Linked DNA regions of Homo sapiens: regions 1, 3 and 4 are each linked to region 2. The links are chromatin loops, found by intact Hi-C in ENCODE. Cell type or tissue: PC-9. All regions are shown on one strand.

Evidence for each region. Hi-C counts contacts between places; a loop is a spot of excess contacts. Peaks named below come from ENCODE experiments on the same cell type or tissue, not always from the same donor. Only the 100,000 strongest peaks of a DNase experiment are listed, where the experiment ranks them.
Region 1: it touches region 2 in a loop (8-fold over the local background); 14 of 110 quality-filtered maps call a loop at or near these places.
Region 3: a loop joins it to region 2, with 13 times the contacts of the local background. A loop is called at or near these places in 24 of 110 quality-filtered maps.
Region 4: it touches region 2 in a loop (14-fold over the local background); 106 of 110 quality-filtered maps call a loop at or near these places.

Annotation. Positions count from the first base shown.
Region 1 is chr1:93,751,422-93,759,421 of GRCh38, forward strand. It overlaps a transcript of BCAR3 not described here. Among named protein-coding and RNA genes, the nearest start is that of BCAR3, 74 kb to the left of the region's middle. RefSeq lists an enhancer at 2,672-2,966. In PC-9, CTCF peaks have their summits at 7,356 and 7,558; DNase peaks (open chromatin) are centred at 3,220, 4,160 and 7,730; H3K4me3 peaks cover 586 bases; H3K27ac peaks cover 6,312 bases.
Region 2 is chr1:93,809,389-93,817,388 of GRCh38, forward strand. It overlaps a transcript of BCAR3 not described here. Among named protein-coding and RNA genes, the nearest start is that of MIR760, 33 kb to the right of the region's middle. RefSeq lists an enhancer at 4,685-5,225. In PC-9, CTCF peaks have their summits at 3,816 and 4,809 (motif pointing left); DNase peaks (open chromatin) are centred at 3,903 and 4,793; H3K4me3 peaks cover 564 bases; H3K27ac peaks cover 2,832 bases.
Region 3 is chr1:93,734,532-93,742,531 of GRCh38, forward strand. It overlaps a transcript of BCAR3 not described here. Among named protein-coding and RNA genes, the nearest start is that of BCAR3, 57 kb to the left of the region's middle. RefSeq lists an enhancer at 3,037-4,236. In PC-9, CTCF peaks have their summits at 686 and 890; DNase peaks (open chromatin) are centred at 1,410, 3,850 and 5,160; H3K27ac peaks cover 4,550 bases.
Region 4 is chr1:93,626,348-93,634,347 of GRCh38, forward strand. The region is part of intron 3 of BCAR3 (BCAR3 adaptor protein, NSP family member); the gene reads right to left. Among named protein-coding and RNA genes, the nearest start is that of BCAR3-AS1, 38 kb to the left of the region's middle. In PC-9, CTCF peaks have their summits at 3,290 (motif pointing right), 3,492, 5,480 (motif pointing right) and 5,685; DNase peaks (open chromatin) are centred at 3,334 and 5,460; H3K27ac peaks cover 3,563 bases.

The sequences.
Region 1 (8,000 bases), 58 kb before region 2:
TGAAGCCTCTGCATTTTCTGACCTGGGTAACTTTATACCTGGTACCAAGCTGGCCTGGTATCACCAGAGAGGTTTCCAGACTATGGCAGCAATCCTGCCATGCCTCGGGCTCAAACAGCCATGTAACTTCACCTCAGAAGCCCTGCTTTGCCTCATAAACCTTGGCCAAGCCCATCGGACCTAGTTTTCTTCTAAACTGCAGGGAGAAAATATCAAATAATTCACAGAGCAACTCATTTACACATTCCAGTCTCCAAACATGCTGTATCACCCCTTTCCTCTTGGCCCCCAGAGCCATTAGCACACTTGTGACAAATTATCTAGAAGATTCCCCACATGCTGGTGCTCTCAGCCAGCCCCACAGGCTGGCAGCCTCCAGACTGCTCCAACACAAGGGCGTGTGGCTGGGGCTGCTGCCCTGGCAAGGCCTCCCCAGCCTGGCGGGGAACAGCCATGCCAGCTTTGGCTCTGGTATCTGTGGATGCCCTGGGTTACAGATCCGCCCACATGACCCAGATAGACGCATGTGATTTTGAATGTCTTTAGGAACACAGCTGAGAATGCATCTCTTTGCTGTGCACTTGAAGGTTTGCTTTGGCTTTTCACATTTATTCCCTGGGCAGTACCACCTACACACTCATTTCATCCAGCTCTCACCCACCCAAACCTCAGACACTTCTTGCTGGCAAGAGGCCACCCTCTTCAAAGGCAGGCATGAAAGAAGCTGGGCACTTACTCCTCCACTTAAAACTGTCACTACCACAGAGTGTGAAGGGAGCTGGTTTGTCCTACATTGAAATCTCCTGTAGAGGCCATTTCTGGTCTCTTGTCATGACTGTGATGCTCCTAAAAGGGCTATGACTACCCAACTAGCCCCTCTGCATTAGGAATGGCCCCAGAGCTCATGGGTAGGGAGCTGTGAGGTTTCTCCTTCCCAGGCTAGGGCCAATTCAAGTCAGCAATGAGCATCTACCTGGGCATTGGAAATACTAAGATGCATAAAACAAATTCCTGCCCCCACCCACGGCTGCAGACATTTGTCCTCAATCTTGACTTTCAGTTGTGCCATCACATGTCAATCGGTTGTGAAGTAATTTGTTATCAATAATAGGAAGTACCAAAGGTTTGAAATAGGAGTGCATTCAAAATAAGAATGAGCAAAGAGTGGATTCATGGGTATGCATACGGTATCATTGCTCTCATTTGCATTTGGACGCACTTTCTTTGATGAAGGAAAAAGTGTTGGAGAGGGGTGATCTGAGCTCTGTGACATTTGTGAGTGTTGTCTGTGAGCCCAGTGAAGGCAGGACGTTGGCTTGATCCACACATGGCCACACTCCATAGCTCTAACAAAGAGAGTGCCTCCTTCACCATTTCTCATAGAGAAGGGACTAAGCTTGACTTCTGTCTTTCAAGAAAACAGAAAAAGCAGTCGAAACTGTTGCCTTTTGACTCTGGCAAGATTTGTTTGTTGTTTGTTTAGGAAGAGAAGAGTACACTGGTTATAGCTATGGCAGTATTTTTTATTACTGCAGGCTTCACCTCTCTATTTGATATCTCACAGATGGCCCGTGATGAATCATGTGACGCACAGTGCTAAGTTAATCTCTCTAATGATATTAATGCTATTTACTTGTATTGTGCTTTAAAATTACAGTTTAAATGTGAACACTTTTGCATTCATTGACTCAGGTTCAACTTTAAGAACCTTTGAAGTAAGTCTTGTCTCTACCTACTGTGAAGAAATAACCTCAGAGAGGTCTTGCTCAAAGTCTATAGCAGGTGAATGATACAGCTGCGATTCAAATCCAGATCATGTGTTTCCAAGCGGTGTTTTTGTATTCCACTCAAGCTGTGTTGCACCCAACTTCATAACAGTGAAGAATAAAGATGCAGCTACACTTTCAACGTTGACATCTCAAGGAAATGTGGCCAGTTTCATATTGTTGGATGGGATGTCTCGCTGGCTTAGAGAAGCCTATCTCTTGGTAGTGGAGACACATCAACCTCTCTCTCCTCGGTCTGTCTTCTTGACTTTGTCTAGTGAGGCAGCCATTCTGCAGAATTTCATCTGCTTTAGGTATGCAGACCCTGCACTGCATGCGCGCATATGCACGCGGGTACACACACACACACACACACACACACACACACACACACACACACACACGGGACTAGGACTATTCCAGACTTGGCAGGGGGACTTTAATGGGGAGCTCAACCCACTGACTGCCTGAGAGCCCAGAAGTGTCATTTCTGACTATCTAAAGACCAGAGCATCTACTTGCTGCCATGGTTGGCTGCTGGGCTGGTTTTGGGGTTCTTTTGCATTACGGGCTTATGGGTACTTTAATGTGACTTAAATCACAGGAAATCTTGCAGAGAAGAGCAGATAAGAAATGCTCCCACAACCTTGCTCCCTTCCCCCAACACACATGTACACGTACACATACACACACACACACACACACACACATGCACCCTTCTGCACACCTACAGCAGGCACTGGCTCTGTGACTAAGATGCTCCTCCCAGGGAGTCACCTTTGGCAGGTGCCTGGACTGTGACATGGGCCACTGAACTGCTCATCATTCGTCTTTCAAAGCCAAGGACTTTTCACTCCTCAGCAAAGTATTTCTCAATCAAAATGCTTATTGAACTTAAAACTGAATGGCCATCTAAAGGTTGGGACTAGCACTCCCACAGTCGAAGAAATGAAACTTTTGGCTTTGCTGATGCTGAGTCTTGGCTCAAGGTTCTGAGGCTGGATGAAATTCTGCCCTGTACTTGCAAACATTTGCAGAACTGCTCAGTCAGCCTTCCGGGAAAACCATGCCCACATCCTACTGGATTCCTCTAGCTTTGGTGTTGTCAACACAGAGATCACTGAGAGTTTAACTCCAAATCGCAGGCCTCCATTGTTCCCTGAACACAAAGGGCAAGAGAGAGAGTAATCAGATAACAAATGATGAAATTATGGTTTTTAGTGGAAATACCTTCCATTTCTACAGCACTTCATCTTTTTGGAGAGCTTGCATAATATGGTTTGACCCACAAAACATATCTCAGAGGTGAAATTGAGCCAGACTTACTTTTTTATCTCCATTGTGCAGATGAAGAATCAGAAATATATACAGTCAATGATGACTCACATATATGACAGTGGTCCCATAAGATTATAATGGAGCTGAAAAATTCCTGTTGTCTAGTGATGTCATAGCTGTGGTAACATCGCAGTGCAGTGCATTCCTCACATGTTTGTGGTGATGCTGGTGTAAACAAACATATTGCACTGCCAGTCATAGAGAAGCCTAGCACATACAATTATGTAGAGTACTCCATAATTGATGATAATAAATGACTATGATACTTGTTTATGTGTTTATTATACTATAATTTTATGTTATTTTAGAGTGTACCCCTACTAAAAAAAAGTTAACTGTAAAACAGCCTCAGGCAGTTGCTTCAGGAGGTATTCCAGAAGAAGGTACTGTTATCCTAGGAGAGGACAGCTCCATGTATGTTGCCCCTGAAGACCTTCCAGTGGGACAAGATGTGGAGGTGAAACACAGTGATGCTGATCATCCTGACCCTGCCTAGGCTGAGGCTAATCGTGTGTGCTTGTGTCTTAGTTTTTAACAAAACAAAAAACTTAAAAACTAAAAATATTAAGTAAAAAATTTTAAAAATAGAAAAAAGCTTAACAAATATGAATATAAAGAAAATATTTTTGCATAGCTGTATAACATGTTTGTGTGTTGTGTTATGAAAGAATCAAAAAAGTTAAAAAAATAAAACATTTATAAAGTTAAAAAGTTAATGTATTATTGAAGAAAGAAAAATAAAGTTTTAAAATAAATTTAGTGTAGCCTGAGTGTACAGTGTTTATAAAGTCCTCAGTAGTGCACAGTAATGTCCTAGGCCTTCACATTCACTCACCACTCACTCACTGACTCACCCAGAACAACTTCCAGTCCTGCAAGCTCCATTCATGGTAAGTGCCCTATACAGGTGTACCATTTTAAATCTTTATATTGTAGCTCTACTGTATCTTTTCTATGTTCAGACATGTTTAGATACACAAATACTTAGCATTCTGATGCAGTTGCCTACAGTATTCAGTACAGTAACATGCTGTAAAGGTTTGTAGCCTAGGAACAATAGGCTATAGTCTATAGCAGAGGTATGCAGCAGGTTATACCATCTAGGTTTGTGTAAGTGCACTTTATGATGTTTGCACAATGATAAAATCACCTAATAATGCATTTTTCCAAATGTATCCCCATCATTAAGCTACACACGACTATATATAAAAAGATATAGAGTGAAGAGGTATGTGTGTGTTGTACGTGTGCGTGTGCATGTGTGTGCGTGCATGCAAAAGGGAGGAAACATTTAATCACTTAAAATTATCTAAGATAATATCTAATGACAGGGACTTTTGTATCATTTAAATTTTTTGTTGTGTCCCATCTCGAGGTTATCTGGAGTCACACTGACTCCAGGGCTCAAGCCAAACAGAGTGGAAATTCCCACAGCAGGAGCCAGCTTGCTACTGAAGTTCACCTGCTCTTGACAAGTAAGAGTGGGGAGAATACGTCCCCAGTTTCATGGGCTTTGTGGCTCTCCTGTCTAGAGCCTCTGACAATTTCAGTGAATTGTGGAGAACTGCCAATAGCACAGACAAAATGCACAGAACTGATAAGCAGGATTTGAGAGTGATCTATAACCTAAAAGAACCAAATTAAGCTGCTCTTTAATTGCATGCAGTGGTCTAGAATTGTTTTCTTTCCCCCTTGTGTGTTAGTGCCCTTGGTGGCTTGGGTTCCCCTTCTCTTAGAAAACAATGGTTGGCCCAGGGTCACCCAAAGGCTGTTATTGGAGTGTTCACTCTTAACCCCTTCCCAAGCCATTCTATCTCTGTAATACCACTCCCTGGTCTAATAATCAACACCCCACCACCCTGAAGTCGTCCAGAACCCTCCTTTGCATGGGACACGAATGGCTGGTGCTTCATGCCAGGAACCACCCTGGTGACTAACCGAAGAGCCCAGCACCACTTTATGTTATACAAGTTCTTGTAAATTTTGCATTTCATTTCTCCTATTCTCTGGGATCTCTTAAAAGGTGGGGGAAAAGCTGATAAAGCAAGTCAGTATATGTGCTAATTTTCCAATTCCAATTAAAATGGTTATAAAACATTTTTAAAAATTACTTTTGAACAAAAACCTTAACAGAAACTGAAAGGGCCTTGGTTAGTTCCTAAGAGGCAATATTCCATTTGGAAAGAAGTGTGTCTGTGCCCACTGTCCATGCTCCATAAGGAACACTCCAGGGAATGCCCAGGTGCAGCCTCTGGGAAGGGTTAGAGTGATTTTTGGCATCAACAGCACTCAGAGAGTCTCATGGCTTTGATGACTAGTCCCTGGCATTCCTATGGCTGCTGTGCCAAGTGCTATGTAATGGTTATCCCCAAATGTGGGGGTGCCTGGCCTTACAAAATTTACACTCTAGGCTTCTAGAGTTGCCTGGAATGGAAAAGGCAGAGATGCTGAGCTGGACTGGCCTCTTTGGAGTTAGGGAGGGGTGGGGAGGACCTGCAGGCATGTCCCCTGACTAGCTGCAGTTCCAGTTCAGCTCCCACAGTAGGAAAGTCTCTGCCGGTTGGGGTCTGTTCTGGGTCTGATGGGCAGGTTAGTGTGTTTTAGCCTCTGGAATCCATGTTGAGGTGCAAAGAGGAAGACCTTTACTCCTGTCTTCTGTTATAGTGAGGAGTGGTCTTCCAAAAGGGGCACACAATCATGGGGCCTGGGGGCTGAAGCCCGGCCAAAGAAGTTGGGCCAGGCCTACCTGATGACCTCTCTCCTCCACACCACTCTTCTCCCACAGAGGAGTGGAGCAGACAGCAGCTCCCCCCATTTTCTCTTTTCTCTGATGTCCACTTTGCGTTCACATCTCACTCCACTGAGACAGCTGCTGGGAAGTCTCGCTGCACCAATTCCGAGGCCAACTTTCAAGGGAGAGAAGCAATGACTGGGAGGGAAGTTTGCCTAGGCAACAAGGAGTAAGATCATTTTGCAATATGTGTTGGGTTAACTGTTGTATAAATAGTTGACCCTTCAGCGAGCATCACGACTCCTCTGCACTTCATTTTTTCTCCTCTTCCTTCAATTGGGAAAAGGCAATCCTGCATGGGTTGCAGAGGGCTAGGCAGGCATCCTCCAGAGTCAACTCTTCCTCCTCTGGGTCATTCATTCATCACCCTCCCAATCTCTTGGGTGTACAGTCTCCAGGCATTGCTTCTCCCACCACACAGCTTCCTTGCTGGTGTGAGAGTAGCCTGCAGAATGCACATGCTGGCCTCTGTGCTGGCAGCCTCTTGCCCATTATTTCTAAGTGCCATGGGTCAGGTTGTCTGGGAAACAGACTTTGAGAAGGAAATTTACATGCAAATGTGCTCTTGGGAACAATACCCATGAGGGAGAGAAAGGAGGCTCGGACACAAGGTTGAGTAGTGCAAAATCGTACTAGAGGCCTCAACTGATCTCACGGGGAGCTCTGAAGCCAAGTTGGCCCTTCAGAGATATCTTGAATGGAGGGAAAGGAGGAGCCCTTGGTACTGCTGCATCGTCCACTTGTGCCTGGGGCATGTAACTTTTGGGAGGCAGCTCCCACTGGCTGAAGGCAACTCCCAGGGAAGGACCGACCCATCAGCAGGCAGCACTCCCGAAGTCAGGAGGACTAGTGTCTTGGTTCATAAGGGAGATGAGGGCAGCCTGCCTAGCATTTGTACCTGTCAGAGACCAGAGAAAGAGGAGTATAAAGCTGCGGCCTCTGGTCTGCACTGCTCTAGGTCAACGCCTTGGCCTGATCCATCAGGATACAGGGCCAGGGGAGGACAAAGAAGAGTTTCCAGGGAGCCCTGCCAGTGGCTGGAAAAGAACAAGTGTCAGCTGGAAGCTGCAGGGCAGACCCAGTGTGAAGAAGAACTGGCTGCCATCTTGTAGATGGAGCCCAGACGACCAGCTTAAGCCTAACAGGAGAGTTCCAGTGCAGACAAAGAGTTGGTCTGGAAAACACCCCTAATCGGGAGCCAGTTCTATGATGGTCTAAATCTATGACACTTTCACTAGATTCTCAAAGGTGATTACAACCTTACTCTGCTTTGCACTTCCTAGTGTATGTCATTTTTAAAGCATAGCAGACTCATAGGCACTGGGTGAGGAGAATAGCTGAGAAATGTTCTTGGGAACTGAGAAATACTGACCAAAGCTAGGAGTGATGTCTGCCTATCAGCGTTCACCAAGTCACTTTATCAGGTCCAGTGTGGTTCTCTGCTCTGTGTTCACCCCCTGGGTATCACTGCCACCTATCTTTATTTTTCTATTGCATTTGGGAGGAGGGACAGTGGGTGGCAACTGAGGAGAGGCTGTTAGAGAACCGAATAGGAGAAAAGTCCAGCTGTCTGCACTGTGAACCTTTCTCAGGCCATCAGGGGGCTGGTTGGCCAGATGCCAGGGAATGGTGGAAGGTTCTGGGCCTGCATTTCCTAGCCAAGAGCATTCAGTGTATAACTCTTAGCACCCTGTTATCCCTCTCCCAACACTATTGTGCAAAATTAGGTATAACCCCAGCCAGTCATTATCCCCAAACTAACCTCACAAGCATACATCACAGGCTGATGCAACCCACATCCTGCGGCACAGTTAGCCGGCCCCTGACAACAATGTTTAAAGTGTGGCCAAGGGTGAAATATTGCCTCACTGGTCTGAAAAGGCTTTTGCCACCAACAAAAAACCATTATGATAACAGGAAGGCGCCGAAAGCTAAGCATAGTATAGACAGGAAAGATCTCTCTTTCTCTACCCTTCACAAAAAAGAGAGAGGTTTTTAACCCTCCAGTGTCCGGCTAATTTCCTAAGTAACACTGGCCAAGGGTAACTGCAGCACCACACTGAGCTGGGCATTCAGGAGGGGCAGGAGTAGTTCTTGGCTGGAAG
Region 2 (8,000 bases):
GGCTGAGGGGTGGTGGTGGGGGGAGTCGTGGGGCAGGTAACTTCTATTTCTCACGATAAAGTCTTTGGTACTATTTGATCTTAAATCATTAAAGACCTGCTGGGCACGGTAGCTCATGCCTGTAATCCCAGCACTTTGGGAGGCCGAGGTGGGCGGATCACCTGGGGTTAGGAGTTTGAGACCACTCTGACCAACATGGCAAAACCCTATCTCTACTAAAAATACAAAAATTAGCTGGGCGTGGCTGTGGGTGCCTGTAATCCCAACCACTCGGGAGGCTGAGGCAGGAGAATTGCTTGAACCTGGGAGGCAGAGGTTGCAGCAAGCCTAGATAGCGCCTTTGCACTCCAGCCTGGGCGACAGAGCAAGACTTCGTCTCAAAAAGATAAAAAAAAAAAAAAAAAAAAATCATTGAAGACCCAATAAAGGTCTTTAACGAGGAATTCTCCCAAACATTTTTAAGATAAGCAGTTTATAAGACGGTGTAAAACCTGGTGGCATGCAGTTAGAAGGATATAAATGGAACTGCTGGCCCGATGCGGTGGCTCACGCCTGTAATCCCAGAACTTTGGGAGGTCAAGGCAGGTGGATCACCTGAGGTCAGGAGTTCGAGACCAGCCTGGCCAAGATAGCTCTACTAAAAAAAAATACAAAAATTAGCAGGCATGGTGGCATGTGCCTGTAATCCCAGCTACTCGGGAGGCTGAGGCAGGAGAATTGCTTGAACCCGTGAGGCGGAGGTTGCAGTGAGCCGAGATCATGCCACTTTACTCCAGCCTGGGTGACAGAGCAAGACTCCATCTCAAAAAAAAAAAAAAAAGAAATTGCTGTTAGAAGTTATCTCCAGGTCTTTGGTTAACAGATTATTTCACTTTCTTCTTTATAGTTTATAAATATACGCATCTTCCATAGCAATTACTATTTTATTGTTACCACACACACACAAAAAGACTTTTTTGACAACTAGCCCTTAAGTTTTCCCTTAGCACAGGGAAAGCATCTCCCAGGGTGAATACTAAACGTGGTTATGACTGATGAAATATTCACCTCTTCCCATCCATCTCTCAAAGTCTCAGACAGGAAACTGGCCCACATCAGCACACTCTGATGCCAGGTCAGGAACCCTAGGACACTTTCATGGCTTCAAAAATGTTCATGAAAACCACATGTCCCTGCAGCATCATCCTTCTCCATGCATGCCAAGGCCCACTGTCAGCAGCCTTTCACAATCCTACACAAGTTCCAGGACCCTCTACAGACACCAGGCGAACTAAGGTGTCACCCGTGCCCAGATAGTACTGGCTAGGGAGTTAATCAGTACTGTGCAAATACTGTCCAAAGCTCTCTGGTCATTCAAATCAACTCATTTCTGACTAGTGGAATTGAGTGGGCATTTAACTCTAATATACTCCCATTAGGCTAAAGATATGTAGAACAGAGCAGTACACTAGTGCTAAAATTCATTTACATTCATTTGGTTCATTGGTTCATCTTACAGATGAGAAACCAAGACCCAGAGAGGTGAAGTCATTTGTCCAAGGTCAAAACTCAAATCTGATTCCCAGGCCAGTGTCTTTTGTCTCTACCAGAATTTTTGAAGGAAGATAATTAGGGTGTCTCAGGCTCTTTGGGTTACAGGTAACAGAATCCCAATTTTAAGCCAAAAGAAAAAATTATCAGAAAAAAAGAAAGACTAGAATCCAAGGGCAGGAAGTACAGCTCGTGAGGGACCAAAGCACAGCCGTGAAAGCTGATGGGGACACAATCAGCTTCTCTCCCTTTGCCTTCTTCTCTGCAGCAGACTGGCCAGTGCGGCTTCCAGATCTACCCTGAAGGTGTGGGACATCCCTCAGACGTGAGAGGATAGTTTCTATGGGACAGATACAGGGTCTGGGGCAGCATAAACCTAAGTGGAGAGGGGTGAATGCTGTAGCAGGGAAGAAAGGGAGGGTTGTGAAGTCTGACTGATATGGAATGCCTTCTAGGCTTTGCATGGAGCTGTGTATACTATTAGTATTGTCCTTGCTTTCAAAGACAGAGGGTGAGGCTCAAAGCAGTTAAGCACACAGCTGCTAAGTATCAGAGACAGAGATAAGTGCAAACACCGGGTCTCTTTCCTCTTAGTTTTAAGACTCTTCCCTTTCCTTTATGCTTCTCTATTATGTAAAATAATCCTCCTGGCTTTGGGGCTTTGGAACAAATCCAACCTATCCGCCATTTTCCATTCTTTGGAAAGAACTGTTGTTAACTGATGCTCCAATGCTTGGGGCCCAAAGTCACCTGGCCTGTGAGCTTCTTCCACAGGTAATCCTGGCTTTCTGGGTTCAGAAACCAATGCTGAAAAGAAACTTACTCACTACTTATGCAGTGGCTCCAACCATTTCCTGTCATTTGTTCTACATTCTGGAGTGTGCTAGAAACAGCTTGTACTGGCTCCCAAGAGCCAACTGACATATTTTTGGAATTTTACAAGCTAGTTGACATCATGTTGTTAGCTTGAAATCGGCCATTATGAGAGAATTTTATAGCTCGGAAACTGACATTCGCTACAAATCAGGGCTCTCCTGACTCCCAGCCTGTTGGTAAACGTTTCCCAGCACATCATTGTCTCCATCTGCCCACTTGCTGCTTAGGAGACTTTTGAAGATGTTCATATGAAAGCTCGTGCTTAATTTTTAGTAATAAATGTCCTGTAAATACATTTAATGGATTGATTTTTTTAAAAAACATCTTTGAAGACTTGAATGCTTCATATCAATTTTGGTGGTAACTCAAGGCCAAAAGTCTAATAGAACAAATGGATTCTTTGTGTAATTCTACTTCCCACTTAGCTAGAATGCTTAAACTCCCTTATTTTCCACGCACCCTTACCATCCCCTTTCCCCAGGCCCTTCCGTCCCAGGAAGCCCACCGCTGGGACCTCCTGTCTAGTTTTCCTACCTCAAGTCTCCCCCTCTCCTATCTGCCCTTCATACCTCTTCATACCTCTATCAGGTCAATCTTTTGAAAGCCCTCTCTCTGTCATGTCTCCACCATAGGCTCTGCACCACCTGCCAAATATGGTCCAAACTCCTGACCTGGCACTCAGGCCCTTCAACTGCCTTTCTGCCCACCATTTCCCTGGGAAACCCAAATGATGAACTGGACTGGACTGTTTTCTAGGTCTTTGCTTCCTTAGAAGGCCCTCCTCTACCCCAGCTCCTCTGAAACCCAGTTTAAGTGGCATTTCATCCATGAGGCTGTCTGTCCCTAATCCCTACTGCCCAGCTAGAGGCACCACAGGGTCAACCCTGGACCTCTTTGATTGTGACTCTCACATGTTCCTCACAGGCATTACCCCTCCAGGGTGGGCTGGACACAATCATCTGCAACACCACTGCAACTCACAGTGTGGTCCAGACCAGCAGCACCAGGTAGTTTGTTAGAAATGTAAATTCTCTACCCCCCTATCCCAGGCCTAAAAGAATCAGAATTCCAATAGTCCTCCAAGTGGTTCTAACACACATCATTGTCTATATCATCTCCATCGGCTTTTTCTACTCTATGTCCTTTTTCATGGCTACCCCTCATAGCAGTCTTTTTACTGTTAACATTTCCCCTGCTCATTCAGATTCCAGCAGTCTTACCTTTTGGAAGGATTGCCCCAGCAAAGCTGTAGGTGGTGGTTCCACCCTGCATCCCTCCCCCAGATGACCCTCCTTTCTCCTTCTCTGTATTTCACAGGCCCTGGAATGCTCCCTGTGTCCCCAGCCCCCAGAGCTCCATTCTGCCTTCAGCTTGGTCCACTGTTCTTCCTCCACCTATAGGTGTGAATTATATTCACTCCCTCAAAATGTTTAAGCAAAGGCCGTCTCATAGGTCAGGTAAATCTATTATCAGGTAAGCTTTGTGTGCAGTCACTCTGGTCAGTCCAGGGCAAAGGTCAGGGCTCCACAGTGGGCTGAAGCCACACTTTACTAAAAAGAGGCCTCACCTCACTGCCCCCACCCCCTCAATGAGAAAGCTTTCACTGACTCAAATCGGGTGTGGCTACCACAAGTCCAAAGCTCTGAAAAACTAGGACAGTTTCTCTCTCTCTCTCATTCACTTTTAATATGGATATAATTTAAAAGTTACAGAAAAATTGTAAGTACAGTATAAGGGACTTCCATGTGCCCTTTGCCCAGATTCACCTATTGCTTTCATTGTGCTCCATTTCTTTTGTGGCCTTATTACTATCTCTGTGTTCTTCCTTGACTATTTTAAAGCTAGTTGGAAACATTGTACCCCTTTACCCCTTAATATTTCGGGATCAAAGACATTCTGTTATGTAAACATATTATGATTGCAACTTTAGGAAACTTAACATTGATACAATACTACTATCTAAACCACAGTTCAAATTCAGATTACGTCAATTGTCCCAATAATGTCCTTTACATTTTGTATTGCTTTTTTCTCAGCCCAGGATCCAATGAAAGATCAATCATTTATTGCATTTAATTGCATTTAGCTGTATGGCCCTCCTTTAACCTGGAACAGTTCTGCCTTTCTTTGACTTTTTGGACCTTAGCAATTTTGAAGGGTACTAGCCAGTTGCTTAGCAGACTGCCCCTGATTTTGAGTTTATCTGGTATTTCAGGATTAGGTTTAGGTAAATTTTTTATGACAGGAAAATCACAGAATTGATGTTGGATCCTTTTCAGTGTATCTTGTCAGGGAGCAGGGAGCACATGGTGACATATGCCCCAATACTGGTATGTTAGCTTTGATCTCTGCAAAGGCAGTAAATGGCCTCTTGGTGGAGGCTGTCCTCTGCTGGTTATTCTCAACATTGCATCACTTCTTGGCCTTTTGGCTAAGATCAAGTGTATTCTCAACATTGCAGCTGCTATGCCTCTGCTGATGTGATTGACAAAGGACCAGATGCCCTGAGTACGAACTCTGACACTTCACTGGTTGTGTGACCTTAGGCAAGTTATTCAGCCTTATTGAACCTCAATTTCCACATCTCACAGGATGGTTGAGGGCGAAGGGGTCCCACAGAGATGGTCATGCAGTGTATTCCTAAGCTAAAGTCTACACTGGCTGCTATGACTTCTAGGCGGGCAGGGCCTGGTGGTCCCTGGAGTGGTAAAGCTGCTCTTCAGGACTCACGTCCACTACCTGCAAAACCTCCAATGGGCTTGGGCTCTGCCTTTGTCGCTGTTGTGAAGGAACTCTGGGCAGCCCTCATGGAGAAGGAGGCCTGGCCTTTAGTGTTTCTGCCCTGTGGGCCCATCTGGGGGTCACCACTGGTGTGTGTACCAGCTGTTACACCGGCATCCACTGGTGTTACAGCCACACAGCTGCTCCCAGGCTGATGATGCCCCTGTGAGACTGAACACAGCTCCTGTGTGGCAGCCAGGAGAGGAGGCGCATACATCCCTTGACTCCCACAAACCAGGCATCAAACAGGTTTAATCCACGGGGCTTTCACCTGAACTAACCCAGGGATTCTGTCTTAAAAGACGGAGTGCAAACTCCGCTCCTACCTAGACTTTAGGTTTCTGTCCACATTTTCTGTACAACCTCAGAAGCTTAGGTGCACCCCCACACATTCCTTCCTCCTTGCCTGCCTGCCTTCTTTCCTACTTTTAATAACTATTTATGGAGCACCAGGCACTGCGTTAGGGCTATATGGAGAGCACAATATACAACTTGCCCCCACAGAGCTACAGTTTATTGGGTAAAGGAAACAAGCTGAGCAACAATTATATCACACCTGAGATCCCTGGGCTGTCTGAGCAGGCATTCAGGTCCCACCGGGCCTCTTGGCTGCACTTATCACCTCCCAGGTGGCCCAGAGCTGCCGCCTCCTCATTATCACTTTATATTTATTCAGTGCTCTCCTAGGATGCCAGCGAGATGCATTTTGTAGGCCCCAGGGAGAAGCTCAGAGACGGGGAACTATGAGAAATAAGCAGATCAAGAAGGAGAGAAAGAAGAGAAACATTTCTCAGCATAAACATGATTAGTTGTTTCTTTTCTTACTCGAATTTACTCTTCAGAACAGAGGCATTTGCAGTAGTGAACTTGAGCTTTCTCTGTGGGGTCTCCATATTTTTGGTATCTTGAGATTCCTGGGGATTGATGACTCAGTAAATGCTGAATATAAAGTGAACCTCACTTGGTAAAGCTGGCGCTGCAGATTAGGTTGTAAGAGGTGGGGCTTCGCAAAGCGGGGAAGCAGCCCTCCCCAGAAGAATGGGGAGGGAAGTCACTTTTCATCCATGTGTGAGATACCATTGCCTGATTCATTCTGCTGCACAGGCTTCTTCTGAAGGGAAAATGAAATAAAACATGGGAAAGGGCCATGTACATTTGTATAGAGATGCGCTATACACCAACAGACACACGGAGAACATGTTTGAGCCAAAAAATATAAATGAGGAGTTCTAATGTAATTTTACAGTGGTTTATTAGGTAGCAACCACACTTATCTCACTGATTAGGAGGTTAGAAGAATGCTGCCGTGGTCAGGGCCTGTGCTAGGTTTACAGGATCTGATTCACACCTTCCCTGATCCCTCAGCCATGTGTATAGTACACTCTACATACAAAGGATGCTGGGGAAGAATGTGAATGGAACATTCACAAACATATTATTACTACTGAAAGAACAAGAGGTACGTATTCAGGCTATCCAGATATGCAAAAGGCCAGCTGCTAGTTGGAAAACTATACTAGAAAATTCCAAGAGAGTGAGGACTATGCTGTCTTAATCACCACTGTATACCCAGAATCTAGTGCTATACCTGGCACACAGTAGGCACATAAAATAAATTAGCTGCACAGAAAGCCCACTGTGACTAGTTTATTCTATCACTGTAGGATAATTTTTGCTCAGGAATTGACAGGAGAATAGAGTTTTATGTTTTCTCATGATCATATCCCCCAAGCAATATTTTGAAATTATGCTGCAATTTATAGCTTTGCTTTCATTGGTGAATAATTCACAAAATCCTTTAGAAATTAAAACTCTGGGCTGGGCGCAGTGGCTCACGCTTGAATCCCAGCACTTTGGGAGGTTGAGGCAGGCAGATCACGAGGTCAGGAGTTCGAGACTAGCCTGGCCAACACAGTGAAACCCCATCTCTACTAAAAATACAAAAATTAGCTGTGTGTGGTGGTGGGCGCCTGTAATCCCAGTTACTCAAGAGGCTGAGGCAGGAGAATCGCTTGAACCCAGGAGGCGGAGGTTGCAGTGAGCCAAGGTTGCACCACTGCATTCTAGCCTCGGCGACAGAGCTAGACTCCATCTCAAAAAAAAAAAAAAAAAAAAAAAAAGAAATTAAAACTCTGTTTAAACAAGCAATAGATGGTAATACTGAAGGCATTTAAGCTATTGCCCACTGAATTCTTGATTGACAATGTCAAAACAACCACCATAGCTAGGAACAAGATATTCAGGAATGCAACAAAAAATGAAGATAGAACAAAACAAAACCCCCCAAACTAAAACTATCTTAGCTATACTTACAAAAACAGGTGCTAACTTGTATTTTGCTGAAGTCCTAAAACTGCCTTCAGGGGCAGGCAAGCAATCAGTACATTAAACCACCACCCCCTCAAAAAAAAAAGTCATAATAATAGAACTAGCCTCTGTCCTGAGCTTGGGAGGGCAATAACTTCCTGGATGGTTCCGCAATATCTGCTTCTCAGCCATCTGTTTCCCTGATCCCCCCACATCCTGTTCAACCAACACTGTTCTGGTAACAGGAATCCCTGCTTCTGCTTTATGTTATCTTTTCAGCTTCCTGTCATGTTTCTGCAGGAGTTTGATTTAGCCTTATATGTGAGCAGGCACTTTTAAGTATGAGGGAAGAAATGGGCCACTGGGCATCAAAGCAGGGGCTGAAGGGGGTCACCCCCAGTGCGGGGGGCAGCAGGCACCATGGTCTGGCATTGCTCTCTGGTTTTTGGGGCTGAGAGCCCAGCATTCCCAGTGGGTCACTTCCATGGTTTTTGAAAGCTACCATT
Region 3 (8,000 bases), 75 kb before region 2:
AGGGGGTGTGGTGTTCCAGGGCAGTGGCGGTACCTGGGAACAGGTGGCAGCAGCAGTACAGCTTTGCATGGGCCACCCAGGGCAAACCATCTAGTGCAGAGGCTGTTACTTCCAGGCGGGGAGGGCCCCAGCAACGTCGGCAAAGCTATCTGTAGTTCCAGCACTCAAGGCAAATCAGGAAGCCAAGGCAGGGATTCAGAGATGTTACTGGGCCAATCAGAAGGGGCTTCAGAATAGCGGGCACACAGAGGATGCCCATTCCTGGCATCTGACACCATGTTAAGGCAGCACGGGGCTTTCTGTGCGAAACGCTTTCCTGTGGCTGACTCCTACTCACCCTTCAGTTATCATACTAAATGTTAGTTCCTCTGAGTGGTCCTCCCTCACTCCCAGACTAGGTTAACCTCTCTACCAGACACCCATGATAATCTGCACATCCCTTTGCATTCCTTCTTCTATTGGTGGTTAGCTTCTTGGAGTTTGTTTAACTGCTCTGTAAGCTCCTTGAGGCAGGGATGGTGCCTATCTTGCTCACTGTGGTGTTCCCCATCACTAGCAGAGTTCTAGACACATAACAGGGCTCAGTAGATATTTGTTGATGCAATGCAAACAATGTGAGTTTTAGGCCCTTTGGGTTTGGTGGATCCGGGCCTCTGGTGCCCCCTCTGGCCTGGTCAGAATTGGCTTGGACCTCAGTGTCAAAAGCTGAGCAGCAATCATCTACACAAATGCTCTTTCACATGTGGAACCACATTCCAAAAGCCTGGATTGTGGGATGATTTTCCATGTGATTCTCTGGATCTGACTGTCCAGATAAGGACCCTCCTCTCCCACTCCTCACATGGACTCCACTCAAAGCCGTGAGCTCTGTCATGGCAGACAACATGGGATCATTTTGAGAACTTCCCAAACATCAGGCACTTTTGCTTTCGGAGACCACATCCCATATTAAAAAATTATTAAAATGTGCTCCACATGAAATAGAACATATATAACCACATCAGAGTTGAGCTCAGATGCAGCTGGCTAGTTGGAATCATTTTATATTTTGTAGACATTTAATTCAATTTATCAATTTTGATTCTGGAGTTTCCTTTCCTTATTTTGAAAAATACATATAGTTTTTCAAGTCTCAAAAATCTTTACAGGCCCATGAAAAGCTCATTTATCCATTTATTGCATAAAGTGGTCTTGAGATAATATTCTCAGAGAGAAAAGATGATATTTTGGACCAAGGCAGCTCGCTTCCATGGCCTGCGCCAGTAAATAAGCTTCTAGCTTCCACTGGTAGGAGCCAAACTTCCTTAGGAGTTTGAAGCACAGCATTTGGTGGCCTTCCTATGGATTCTGCAGGCAGAGCAGAGAAAGAACATTCCTGCCACCAGAATTGAGGGTTGTATCTATGAGTGGGTGGTAAGCCCTAGTTCCTAAATAAGGTATTTGGAATGCAAAACAATCCAGCCAGACTAGTCACTGCACACTGACCACAGTGTGAAACTTGGAGCATCTGGGAGAGAGAAAACAGACAGCGTGGTAGGAAGAAAGAGGAGCTAGTATAATTATTGAATTAAATTAAGAAAAGAATCATGCAATTCCATTTTAAAACAATAAATTGAACATTCAATTGTATGAAGAGATGTGATAAGAAGTTTATTTATTTATTTTTTGTTTTTGAGATGGAGTTTCACTCTTGTTGCCCAAGCTGGAGTGCAATGGCGCGATCTCGGCTTACTGCAACCTCCACCTCCCTGGTTCAAGCTATTCTCCTGCCTCAGCCTCCTGAGTAGATGGGATTACAAGCGCGTGCCACTGCACCCAGCTAATTTTTTGTATTTTTAGTAGAAACGGGGTTTCATCATGTTAGAGGCTGGTCTCAAACTCCTGACCTCAGGTGATCTGCCCGCCTTGGCCTCCCAAAGTGCTGGGATTACAGGCGTGAGCCACCGTGCCTGGCCAATAAGCAGTTTAATTATAAAATATGCCAGACACTCTACTAAGCCCTACAGAATGGTAGGTGCCCTCAAACTGTTCATGTATGTAGACAGAAATATGTGTGATTCCTTTGCATAATATGGTAATGGAACAAAGAATACCAGCAATAATTATGGGGGAATGGACAAGAAGACAGTAACTAATATGGCACTAAGGGGGTCCAGGAAGATTTTACAGAGATGATGGCCTCGTCACTGGATTTTGAAGGATAAAAGAAACTATTCCAAGTGATAAAAGGAGGGAAAAAATTCCCAGGAAAAGTAGGCAAAATGAGCAAAGCTATGAAAATAAAAAATCATCATGGTTAACTTTCGTTGAGTGCTTTCTGTGTGCTGGGTTTTGTTAGGCTTTTGCATTTTATGCTATAGACCTTTCTGAAAGCATGGTCTACGGTCCATCTGCATCAGAATCATCTTACGCATGTTGAAATGCAGATTCCAGCTTCTCCTGTTGGATCAGAAGCTCTGGGATGGGGCTCTCTAACCTGAGTTTTAAGAAGCTCTCCAGGTGATCCTTTTGCACACTCAAGTTTGAGAACCACTGCTAGAAGCCATTTAGATATGTGACCATTTTTAAGTTGTGGAGTGCTGTGGTCAGATTTGCTTTTCAGAAAGCAAATTTTTGAGCAATGTATGAATTGGAGAGGGGAAAGCCTCAAAGCAGAACAGTGGTGATGGTGAAAGTCTGGAGTAGAGAGATAGCAGTTGTACTGGGTTGAATGGTGTCCCCCAAGAATTCCTGTTCACCCAGAACCTCAGAATGTGATCCTATTTGGAAATAGGGTCTTTTGCAGGTGTAATTAGTTACGATGAGGACATAGTGGATTCGGGAGGGCCCTAAATCTAGTAATTGATGCCTATATAAGAAAGAGGAGAGAGAGATGTACCTAAGCACAGAGAGACACACAGGGAAGAAGCCATGTGACAACAGAGGCAGAGCCTGGAGTGATGCAGCTACAAGCCAAGGAATGTCGGGGATGTTGGCAATCACCGGAAGCAAGGAGACAGGCACAGGATGGTTCTCCCCTTGGAGTCTCCAGAAGGAACCGACCCTGCTGACATCTTGATTCTGGACTTTTGGCCTCCTGAACTGTAAGAATAAATTCATGTTGTTTTAAGCCACCCAGTCTGTGGTCATTTGTTACAGCAACCCTAGGAAGCCAATACAGTGGTATCAAGAGGCATTTCAGTGGCAAAATCATAAGGACATAGGGATCAGATTGGAGAAAGAGTGAGGTATGAACAATTAATTATTCAAAAGTTTCTGTTTGGGTGGTCAATGATGAAACTGTGCAACAATAAAGCATGGGCTTGGGGTAATTTTTTTCAAGATGGGCTCTTGCTCTGTCACCCAGGCTAGAGTGCAGTGATGTGATCATAGCTCACTGTAACCTTGAAATCCTGGGCTCAGGTGATCCTTCCATCTCAACCTCACAAGTAGCTAGGATAAGCAAGCACAACCATGCCAGCCTTATTTTTTTATTTTTATTTTTTAAAGACGGGGTCTTGCTTTGCTGCCTTGGCTGATCTTGAACTCCTGGCTTGAAGCGATCCTCCTGCCTTGGCCTCTCAAAGTGCTGGGGTTACAAGCATGAGCCACTGCACCCAGCTCCTGGGCTTGGATTTAGAAGATCAGAGTTTAATTCAAGCTTTGAAATCTACCAATAGTAAGGTGGTGGAACCTTAGTTTTTTCATCTTCAAAGTAGGGACAATATTACTCACCTCATAGTATTGTTATGAGGATTCAATGACATATCATCAAGAAATGTGGACATTCCTGACACTCAATACTTTCATGCTCATTTCCAAAAAGGGAAATTTAAAATGAAATGAAATTGAGGAGAATAACTTGTCTAATAGGCATTCCCAAGCCACAGTTACCACCTCAATGCACTCTGAGCCTACCCTGCAGGCCGGTGATGGAGCTAAGCTTGTGCTCCGCCCTCCCCCGCCATGGGTCTCAGTGCCAAGGATGAGCTGCACTGGGAAGGAATGCACAGAGGTCCCGGCAGAGCTGACCGCAGGTCGGAGATGAGTCTCCGCCTGGCACTGGCATCTTCCATGGTGGTTAACAGCTTGTCTGTGAAGTCCCCATCAGAGGGCTGGGCAGGGCAGGGCAAGGCAGATCAGCAGCTAAGTCCAAGGAAGCCTGGTGGGAGATGCTGGTGGGGAGAGCACTGGTCGGGGAGCAGTTACAGTCATTAAGAAGCCAGTCCTGAGTCAGCCAAGACAGGGTGGGGCGGGGGGTGCCAGGGTTAGGACTGGGGGTGCCAGATAAAATACAGTCTATCCAGTTAAATTTGAACTTTGTATTTATTATTAGTTGAATCTGGCAACTTTAGTTAGGACCCTTCAGGTGAACAAAGGATAACCTGAGAGCCAGGGCCAGAGAATAGGAGCCGTGGGAAGAGCAGAGGGGCAAAGCCTTGGCCTCTGTCCTCTGAGGATATGTTTTCCTGACCCCACCCAAGCAACTGGTGGAAAGGCACCTGGCACTGCCTCTAATCTCCTGGAATTCCCACCTTGACTTGCTGGACAATACTGAACGTTTTTCGTCCTCTGTGCTGTAGGTGTTAATCTCCCAGGTTCTGCTCCCTGGGTTTCAAGCGGTACAACTGGGAAATAAACTTCCTTTCCCCAGGGAAATTGTCCTCTCTGGGTGGCATGGTTACATGACAGCTGCCGCAACCTTAGATGACCCCTACTCCAGTTAAGACGAGACATTTCAGAGCCACAGAGGAGCCTGTGAGATGGGAAATGCAGTGCTACTCAAGGATGGGTGAAAATTAGGGTTAAGTAGTGATTAGAATCAGTTAAGTGTTAATAGAAGGGGTGCCTAGATGTTCATATCTCCCAAATTTAAGGACCTCTATATTTAAAAAAGAACTAGTAATGACTGATTAAAATCTTTATGTTTTAATCTTTTAATACAGTATTAAAATATTCTAAAATAAAAAATGACCAAAAATGTATAGTGTCATCTTTGACCCAGTTAACCTTGCCTATAGAAATGTAGCCTCTTAGAACGCATGCAGGGCCCTGAGCTGGAAGGATCCCACAGCTGGTTTAATGCTCTGCGATTGTCATCTTGCAATTCTTAATAACTTTAGAATGAGGCCCTCCCTACATGTTCATTGTGCACTGAGCCCTACCAATTACGTACTCAGCCCTGCCCTAAGGGGATGGAATATGCCTAAAAAATGAGTACAGTACATGGAAGAAAAGAGCTGGCCAGGTGCAGTGGCTCATGCCTGTAATCCCAGCACTTTGGGAGCCTGAGGCGGGTGGATCACCTGAGGTCAGGAGTTTGAGACTAGCCTGGCCAACATGGTGAAACCCCGTCTCTACAAAAAATATAAAAAATTAGCCAGGCATCATGGCCCATGCCTGTAATCCCAGCTACTCGGGAGGCTGAGGAAGCAGAATTGCTTGAACCTGGGAGGCGGAGGGTGCAGTGAGCCGAGATCATGCCACTGCACTCCAGCCTGGGTGACAGAGTGAAACTCCGTCTCAAAAAAAAAAAAAAGAAAGAAAGAAAAAGAAAAGAGCCTCCGAAATACCAGCCCAAATTTGATACGTGGTGGCACAAAATCACAACAGGAAGGCATTTTCATCTGGGGAGAAAAGTCAAGTCAACTCCGGCAGGTATCTTGTCACCCAGGAAGCTGCTCATGGTGACACCAAATGCCGACAACAATGGCTAGGTGTGTGTGGCATCCAGGCCTAGGAAACTCAGCATGTCCACAGAGATGTTCTTTCCCACAGACACAGGCGTTAACAGCACAAAGTCAAAGGGGCATGCTGTGGAGGGAGAGGCTTCCAGCCTCAGCCACAAGCTGGGCCATCCACTTTTAACTGCACAGAGAGCAGCCTCTAGATCCTCAGACAGAATCTCCCTGCAACCCCAGTCCCATCAGTCTGTCAGGGTCTGTCCTCACCCAAAGACAGACTTGCTCAGTGGGCCCTGGGTGGGCCTGAACTTCCAGCAAGATGCAGGGAGACCACTAACAGGAATGGGTCCTTGAGCTTGTTGTCCACTCTGCTCACTCAACATTCTTTCCTTCTTTTGTCTTCTGCTTAGTACTCCCCTCACCCCACATGCTGGCCCCTGCTCCTTCCCGCCCCAAAAACCCTGATGCATCTAGATTCCCACAGGATCAGTCGCTCAGCGGAGCAGAGGTCAGGGAAGAGGCGGCCTTTCCCATCCTTTTTGTTCTAGTCCAGCAGCCCGGCCTAATATCTTTGCTATCTTAGGTGATAGGCATTAGGGACTAGCTGCCAAGCAGAGAAGCCAAGTGGGAAATTCAGTAGGGCGGGCTTTTTGTTTATTTCTAATAGGAAGTTAGGAATTAGCCGAAAGCACTGGCTGTGTTTCCAGCTGACAGCCTTGTGTTCAGCCCTTAGATGCAAGCGCGTCTGCCGACTTCCATATCCTCTGCAACCGGCTTTATTGACAACAGCTGCAGATGGCCAGGGTGAAAGCGTGGCTTTTTGCCTGCTTGTCTCTGAGCTAGAGTCCTTGCTCGGCTGACATCAAGTGACCAGTGCCTAAATCTGTTAGGTGGCTTCAGGAAATATGCTCAATGGAGCCAGAAATGTAATTTAGAATGTGGCACTTGAAGGAAGTTGTAACTAACATCAGTTAATGGTAGGGGTTAGTGGTTAGGCCCCAACATCCCAATGACAGCAACGGCAGCAGGGCCCAGACTTTTATACTGGCTTGCAACTTGGGGAAAACATGCTGAATAATAACAGCCTATATTATTATTAATGCCTGATACCTCCACAAAGCCATTACAGTTCAATATCAAGATCATGGACTCAGGTCAGACTGTTTGTGATGCCTCACTGTGACACTTGTTAACTCTGACCATGGGGAAATTACTCTCTGTGCCCGGGTTGTCTTTTCAGTAAAACAAAGATGATGAAAGTGACTACTTCATAAGGTTGTTGTAAGGATTAAATGAGCTAATATTCATAAAGCACTTACAATAATGCTTAGCACATAGCAAGTGCTCAATAACTGGAAGCTATTATTTTATTTTATTATTATTATTATTACTGGAGACAGAGTTTCACTCTTGTCGCCCAGGCTGGAGTGCAATGGCGCTATCGGCTCACTGCAACCTCCACCTCCCGGCTTCAAGTGATTCTCCTGCCTCAGCCTCTCGAGTAGCTGGGATTACAGGCGTGCACCACCACACCCAGCTAATTTTTTTGTATTATTAGTAGAGACAGGGTTTCATCATGTTGGCCAGGCTGGTCTCATACTCCTGACCTCAGGTGTTCCACCCGCCTTGGCCTCCCAAAGTGCTGGAATTATAGGCATGAGCCATCACTCCCGGCCTTATTTTTTAAATTTAATCTTCACAATGATGTGGTAAGGAACGCATATTGACAGATTAAAAACTAGCTCCAAAGAGGTTAAATCATTTGTCCATCTAACCCAGATGGTAAGTGATGGAGTCTTAATTTAAATCAGAGCCCGTGTACCTGCCTCCACCACATGGTGTTTCAGTGTAGACAGGAGAATGGAGAGTTGTCTGGGTCTGGCATCTCCAAACAGTGTTCCTCACTCCTAAAATATCCCTTTGAATTTATCCAGGGCACTGGAGAAGGGAAGGTGAGTGGTGCAGGGTATCAGAGTGAAGACGTCTCTTTTGAAGAGCTATTTGCTAACCAGAAGACTTAGGAATAGGAGAATTAAGGTGAGGGACATTATGCTTGCTGGATTATGCCTCCTGCTATAATCCAAAGAGCTCTCTGGAGTGAGAATTCAGCAAGCAGAGTTGCTCCATGTAACCACCAAAACTGTGTCTTTATAGTCTTAGGAAGAAAGTGGAAAACTACAGTTCAAAGTTTAAAGCAAGAGGCTTATTGACTCCTGAGTTGACTAGGTGCTAATAGTTTCTGATAATCTCCCAAATCTCAGTTAAGTGTTCCTCACACAGGCTGTGATTAAAACCTGCTACTCCCAGGGGACCCTGGAAACGTTCTCTCCGTTTGCC
Region 4 (8,000 bases), 180 kb before region 2:
TAAACAAGAGGGGATTATTTGTGTTTTAAGTGTTTTTGCAGCTTTTAGTCTCTTAAGTAGCAAAAGACCCTCTGGTACAGTGGTGCTCAAAGTGTGTTCCACAGGCTGATCTGCAGGCTGGGGGGTCTTCTGGGGGTCTGAGAGGTCAAAACTTATTTTCATAATAATACAGAGACATTTTTTGCCTGTTTCACTGGGTTGACATTTATACTGGTGGTGCAAAAGCTATGATGGGTTAATTCCTGGTGCCTCAGCACAAAGCAAGGCAGAGGCACCAAACTCTACCAGGGGCCATTGCACTCTTGACTCCCATTGGCTCAAAGAATTGAAGAAAAATAGCCAGTTCCACCTAGAAGTCTTTGATGAAGCAGTGAGAATTACTCACTTTATTAAATATGGGCCCTCGAGTACATGTCTCTTTAGTATTCTATACAATGCAACAGGACATGCACAGAAAACAATTCTGCTGTGTTTCCAAGCACAGAGTTTGTGTGAAGGAAAAGCAACTGTGCAATTGAATTGTGGGCTCAACTAGCTGCTTTTTCATAGAGCACAATTTTTACTTCAAAGAATGTCTGACAAACTTGGTTATTCAGACTCGGGTATTTATTTGGCAGCCATTTTCTGAAAAACGAACAAAGTGAGCCTGTTACTTCAAGGAAAACAACAGACAGTGTTTGTTGCCAATGATAAAATTCCAGGTTTCAAGTGAAAATTAGAATTTTGGAAAACTTGTATTCACCACATGAGTTTGACAGCTTTCCAATACTTTAATGATTTTTCTGATGAGATCGGTGGTCATATTAATGAATGTGAGTTCTGATATTACATAGTGAAATATGTAACATTTATAAGATCTGCATAACTCGTAAACCAATATTTTTCAAATGGCCAATGCATGATGATATAAACTCATGCATGGGTAAAAGATCCATTCAAATTGCAAGAGAGATCCATTCAAATTGAATTTTAAGGAAATAAAACAAGTTCATTGACAGGATTTCAGAGTCCACATTGCAGTTAACTTTTAAGGAACTACAACTTGTTGAACTCTAGTATCAAAGACCAACAACTATAATGATCTGAAGAGGCTATTAAAATACTCCTCCCTTTCTGAACTGCATACCTGTGCAGGGCCACATTATTTGAGACTTCAACCAAAGTAACACAAAACAACAGAGTGAACACCGAAGCAAATATAAGAATCAAGTTGTGTTCTATCAGACACTAAAGAGATGTGCAAATATGTAAAACAATGTCATTCTTACCACAAATGTACATTCACTGGTATATAATGGGTTTATTCTTATTTTTAAATGAATTACATGAAATGCTCATCAAGTAAAAATAAGTTAAATAAACATTTTAAAATATTCCATTTTAATTTCTAACATGATGAGTATCAATAGCTAGAAGTCACATAACAAAAACTTTTTAGGGTCCTCAATAATTTAAAAAGTCTTGAGACAAATGAATTTAAGAACTTCTGCTCTAATATTTAAGTTACTTGCTTTACATAATTTTGATTGAGCCATAAGTTTTCAGTATCTTACCTATGGAGTAGACTAAGGGATATAATTACAGGGGTGTTTTTATTTTTATAAGTAACTATCATAAAAACACTATTAGAAAAAAATTAGAAACTGAGAAAAATGTAAGAAACGACAAATAAAAAAAACTTTCGGTTGCCAAGAAGTTTTATTTTGACCCATTATGTGACACTGAATCATTCTACTCCTAGATTTTTATCTTCTGAAAATTCTTACACTAACGCACACCAAGCCACCTCCACTGACAACAGCACCATCCTACCAGTGTCAAGCATGGCTCCTCTCTTCTCCCACCTCATGTCCAATCCATCAGGAAGTGCTGATGGCTCTGCCTTCACGTTACATTCCTAGAACCCCCTTATTTACCACCTCCCCTGCTCTCACAGGTCCAAACTACCATCATCTCTCATCTGGACAATCACAGTAGCCTCCTCACTGGTCTCCCTGCTTCTGCCCCTGTCCCCTGCAGTCTAGCAGCAACACAGAAGCCAAAGTGAACCTGAGATGCCTCCCATCTCATTCCAGAAAAAATTGAAGTCTTTACTCTGACACACAATCCCTCGCACATCACCTTCTGCCACTCTAACACCAGCTGCTTTCACCAGCTCCAGCCTCTGGCCTCCTCGTTCCTCCATGGAAGAGGCGGACCCTGGCTTCAAAGCCTTGCCCTTCTTCTTCCCCTTAGACATTACAGTTGACTTGTATTTCCACTCAAAAGTCACCTTCTTGGTGAGGCCCTTCCCTGGTCACCCTATCTAAAATTTAATGTCCCCTTACTCCAACTTTCATAGCTGCTTTCCCTGATGCATCTTTTCTGCTAAGCACTCATCGTCAGCTAACAGGATTGACTTGACTGTCTTTCTTATTGTCTTTCCAGTCCTCCACCCCCAGAGTAAAAGCTCCACAGGGGCAGGGATATTGTTTTGTTCACTGCTGTATCCTCAGCCCCTGGAACAGTGACCAGCACAGGGAAGAGACTCAACAAATACTTACTAAATGACTATGTACTAACCACAAAATTGTTTCTAACAGAACATTAGCAAAACCCAAATGTCAGTAGGCAACTAGTTAACTATAACTGTATTTCATACAATGGAATACTGGGTACCCATTCGAAAGAAGGAGGGAGGCCCATACGTTTAATATGGAATGATGTCCAATGAAAAAAGCAAGTTGCAAAGTTATATGTAGTTAGACAGTTTGGCAATAAATAAAATTCCTCCCAAACTCATTTCTTAACGTGATCTTCTTCTCGGAATCTCTTTTCCCATTCAAGCAACATGGAGCACCTACTGCTTCTCCCAAGGCTCCTCCCACTGTTCTCTCCTGCTCCAGTCAGCCTGGGCACACGCTGTCTCCCAGGCATGGAGTCTTCTGCCTTACCCAATACCAGCATCCTTCCTGCCAAGCCGAGATGTTTTTTCAGATACCAAATCACAATTCAAATACAAGTTGTTCCCAGGAAACTTCTTGGTTACCGGAGGTAACACTTTGGGCCAAATGCAAACCTCCTATCTCAAAATCTACATACAGTATCATAGCATTTTAGAGCTCTTCATTCAAGAACATTGACAATTAATTCTAATAATAAAATTCCTTGACAATTTAAATCTGCATTTTCATGTATTGTAAACACAGCTCTTCTTTCTGAAGTTGAATACAAGTCCTGACATGCTATTACATTTAATATTAAAAGCTCTTAGAATATTTAGAAACCGAATTGTAGCCAAATGCTGAACTGTTGTGACACTGATGAGCACTAGAGGGCAGAGCTTAACAGCAAATGATTCTAAAGCTAGCAATCCAGGCCTCTCGTTTTGGTGTTGAAGTTACTGACTCCCTATAGTTAACAAGATCTCCCAAAGAGTAGATAGGTCTAAGTCATAGAAGTTGCCAGAACTACACTTTTAAAAACAGTGTATATCTCTGCCCAAATATGTGAGTATTTAAGGTGACAACAGCAACCCCACAGTTTTTATCCTGTACCAGGTGGGCAAGAGAAGGTAGACTGAGGTTAGGTGCGGGAACCTCTTTGCTGTTTTGCAATAAAAACACCGAAGGATTTCTGGAAAAATTTTAGAGACATCAGCATTACCTGCTTTGCAAAATATAAAATTTTTAGAACAACCTCATTCCCCCTTCCCTAAATTTAAGTGCCCAGTGTGTGTACATTTTAAAATAACTGAAGAGTACAATTGGATTGTTTGTAACTCAAAGGATAAATGGTGATGGATGCCCCATTTACCCTGATGTGATTATTACACATTGTATGCCTGTATCAAAATATCTCATATACACCTACTCTGTACTCACAAAAATTAAAAATTAAAATAAACGCCCTTGTGCATCTGGTGTGGGTGCTCACTCACTAAACAAAAGAAGGGTCTTTGTCCTCAGGACTCACATGCTAGTGAGAAGTCTTATTTTTAAAAGTAAACAAATAAGGCCGGGTGTGGTGGCTCAAACCTGTAATCTCAGCACTTTGGGAGGCCAAGGCAGGCGAATCACTTGAGCTCACAAGTTTGAGACCAGCCTGGCCAACATGATGGTGAAACCAGGTCTCTAAAAAAAAAAAAAAATACAAAAATCAGCCAGGTGTGATGGTGCATGCCTGTAGACCCAGCTACTCATGAGGCTGAAGTGGGAGGATGGCTTGAGCCTGGGAGGCAGAAATTACAGTGAGCTGAGATTGCGCCACTGCACTCCAGCCTGGGTGACAAAGCCAGACCTTGTTTCAAAAAAAATAAAATAAATAAAATTTGGGACAAATGAGGATAATATACAGAGTAATGAGATAGTGACTTGGGGACTGCTTTTAGTACGGATGTCAGGGAAGGCTGTTCTGAGGCAGTGAAATGTGTCAAATGAACCAGCCATATAGCTGGTATTTACTGAGTGCTAAGTACATGTGGGGCACTGTGCTAAGAACTAAGAACTTCACATGTATTCACTGTTTAATCCCCGATCTTCCCATTTACTGTTAAGGAAATTGAGCTCCAGAGAACTTCAGTAACTTGCCCAAGGTCATACAACCAAGAAACGGCTAAAACCGGGCTCTGGATTTGTATTAGTTTCCAGGACTGCCAAGACCAATTACCACAAACTTGGCTACTTTAAAATAGAAATGTTTCTATTGTCTCACAGCTCTGGAGGCTAAAAATCCTATATAAAGTATCCGGAGGGCCACAATGGCTCCAAAGGTTGCAGGGAGGAGCCTGCCTTGCCTCTTCCTCACCTCTGGTGGTTGCTAGCACTCCTCGGCTTGCAGACTCATCCCCCAGTCTCTATCTGTCCTCACATGGCCTTCTCCCTCTACACCTGTGTCTGGTCCAAATCTTCTTCTTATAAGGACACCAGTCAGTGGATTAGGGCCCATCCTTGTCAAATATGACCTCATCTTAATTTGATTATATCTGCAATGACCCTATTTCCCAATAAGGTCACCATTCACAGTTACTGGGGGTTAAGACTTCAACATATCGCTTTTGGGGGACACAATTCAACCCACAGCAGTGTCCTAGCACTCACTCCAAACCTCTCAGCTATTCTGCCTCAGAACCTTCCAGGCCAATGGGAAGGCAAAGCCCCAGAGACACTAGGGAAAGCCAGGGTGGCAGAGGACAGTGACTATTGGGGTGGCAGGAGATGAGGTTAGAGGTGGACAGGCCACACCAGATTCGAAGTCCAATATGGAGCTGAGTCCCGTCAGAAGCCACAGTTTCAATTCTTGCCTGCCTGTTAGTTTTTGAGTCTCTCAGTCATCCCTACAGTTCGGGATCTCAGAAGAATCCTTCCTCGAGTTAGGGAGGATGGTGCCTCAGCTTCAAGGCTGATGCCTGCAGCACAGAATACAAATTCACACAGAATGTAAATCTGGTCTTATTCCTCTCACTGGCCAGACCATGTTCCTTTCAGCACCTCCAGAGGGCAGCTCCAGGGTTTGACCTTATCTCAAACCATCAAGTTCAGGAGGCCCAGTGAGAAGTCCCTTCTCTCTGACTTGTGGCACAAGAAAACCCATCTCAGGCTGCATGGACAAAGCAGTGTCTGGCCTGAGGAGTTATCCACGCAAGCCCCAGGCAGGAGCAGTCAGGGTTCAAGTACCCATGCTGCCCCCACACACCTGTTCATCCATCTGGGCTAAAGATGCCAGAACCGACCAGGGCAGCAGAGAGATGCTGCTCAGAGCTGACAGGTACACCTCATAAGATGCAGAGATGCGTCCAAATCCTGCACAGTGTGACAAAAGCACTATCCTTGTGATTGTGCAAGATCATAAAATTTGCCCAAGGACTCACTTTTGTTGAAAGCCTGTTATGCATTATTGGGAAGGCAAAACAGAAACAGCAAAGGTGCAAACAGCCTAGAGCAAGGGTCAGAAAACTCTGTAAAAGGTTCTGTTAGGCTTTTGAGGCCATAGTGTCACAACTACAGAGGCCCTAACTTAACAATGGTTCCACTGATTTTCAACTTTACGACGGTGCTGAAGTGATATATATTCAGTAGAAACTGTACTTCAAATTTTGAAATGTGATCTTTTCTGGCCTAGCAACATGCACTATGATACTCTTAGGTGATGCTGGGGTAAACTATAATATTCAGTAGGCTAAGCTATAATATTCTCTAGATTAGGTGTATTAAATGCATTTTCAACTTATGATATTTTCAATTGATGATGGGTTTATTGGGATGTAGCCCCATCGTAAGTGGAGTAGAATCTGTACTCAATCCCACCATTATAGGAAAAGCAGCCACAGACAATACATAAATGAATGGGCATTGCTGTGTTCCAATAAAACTATGGATGCACATAAAAACTGGAACTTTATGTAATTTTGCCACTCTTCTTTTGATTTTTAAGAAGCCATTTTAGCACTTCAGGAGGCCGAGGCAGTGGATCACCTGAGGTCAGGAGTTCAAGACCAGCCTGACCAACATGATGAAACCCCGTCTCTAATAAAAATATAAAAAATTAGCCAGGCGTGGTGGCGGGTGCCTATAATCCCAGCTACTTGGGAGGCTGAGGCAGGAGAATTGCTTGAACCTGGGAGGCAGAGGTTGCAGTGAGCCGAGATTGCATGGTTGCACTCCAGCCTGGGCAACAAGAGCGAAACTCCACATAAAAAAAAAGCCATATTAAAATATAAAATCCACTTTTAGCTTAGTGGTCATATAAAAATAGGTGGTGGGCTAGATTTGGTCTTAGGCTATAGTTTGCTGACCCCTTGGTCTAAAGATATCCACAAATGCTCGAAGATTAACGTCACTGTGGTAACAAGGTTTCCAAATGGACATCTCCTTTCCTCCCTATTTACTGGCTTCTGGCACAATGCTAGGTACTGGTGTGGTCCCAGGAACTGCCCCTAGCTTCTCTCCCTCACCTGCACCATTTACATCCTGTTAGAATCTCTCAGCTTCCCTAATAACTGGGTCTTAATTCTATCTCTAAAAGCCCTTCACCATGTGGCCTAACTTTCCATTCCCACTGCGACTATCTCAGGTTAGGCTCCTGGTAACACTTTCTTCCCACCTGGTCTGACCTGACTGAACAATTACAAACACATGGTATATACTAAAAAATATCTGTTGAATGAGCCACTGCAGTCAAAAATCTTCAAGCTCGGCACTTTTTCCATCTCATCAAGGGTCTGGCCTCCCTGGTGTGGCCCATCTCAAAATGGAAAATTTCTCCTACTGAGGTGGCAGCACTTAAGGACTGAAATACAAGGCTTTAACTTGCCTTTTTTTGTCTGTTTTGATACACTCTGGCTCTATCGCCCAGTCTGGAGTGCAGTGGCGCAATCTTTGCTCACTGCAACCTCCACCTCTCAGGTTCAAGCAATTCTCCTGCCTCCGCCTCCCGAGTAGCTGGGATTACAGGCGCATGCCACCATGCCCGGGTAATTTTTGTATTTTTTTAGTTAGTAGTCAGGGGCTTCACCATGTTGGCCAAGCTGGTCTCGAACTCCTGACCTTGTGATCCGCCTGCCTCGGCCTCCCAAAGGGCGTGAGCCACCACACCCAGCCTAGCTTGCTTTTTAAGGTCAGGCTTATTGGGTATAATTTGCATTCAGCAAAAGTCACCCTTTTCAGTACAATTCCATGAGCACTGACAGCCAACCCCAGTTGGGTAACTACCACTACAATCACGATATTTCTATTTCTATCATCCCTGGAAGCTCCTTGGTGTACTTCATCTCTTCTCCAACCTCTTTTCAACCATTTATTTGTTTTCTGTCACTATAAGTTTTGCCTTTTCCAGAATATCATACAAATGTAATTTTAGAGTACGTAGCCTTTGAGACTGTCTACTTTCACTCAACGTAATGTATTCAAGATTCACCCATGATATGGTTTGGCTGTGTCCCCACCCAAATCTCATCTTGAATTCCCATGTGTTGTGGGAGGGACCTGGTGGGAGGTAATTGAATCATGGGGGCAGGTCTTTCC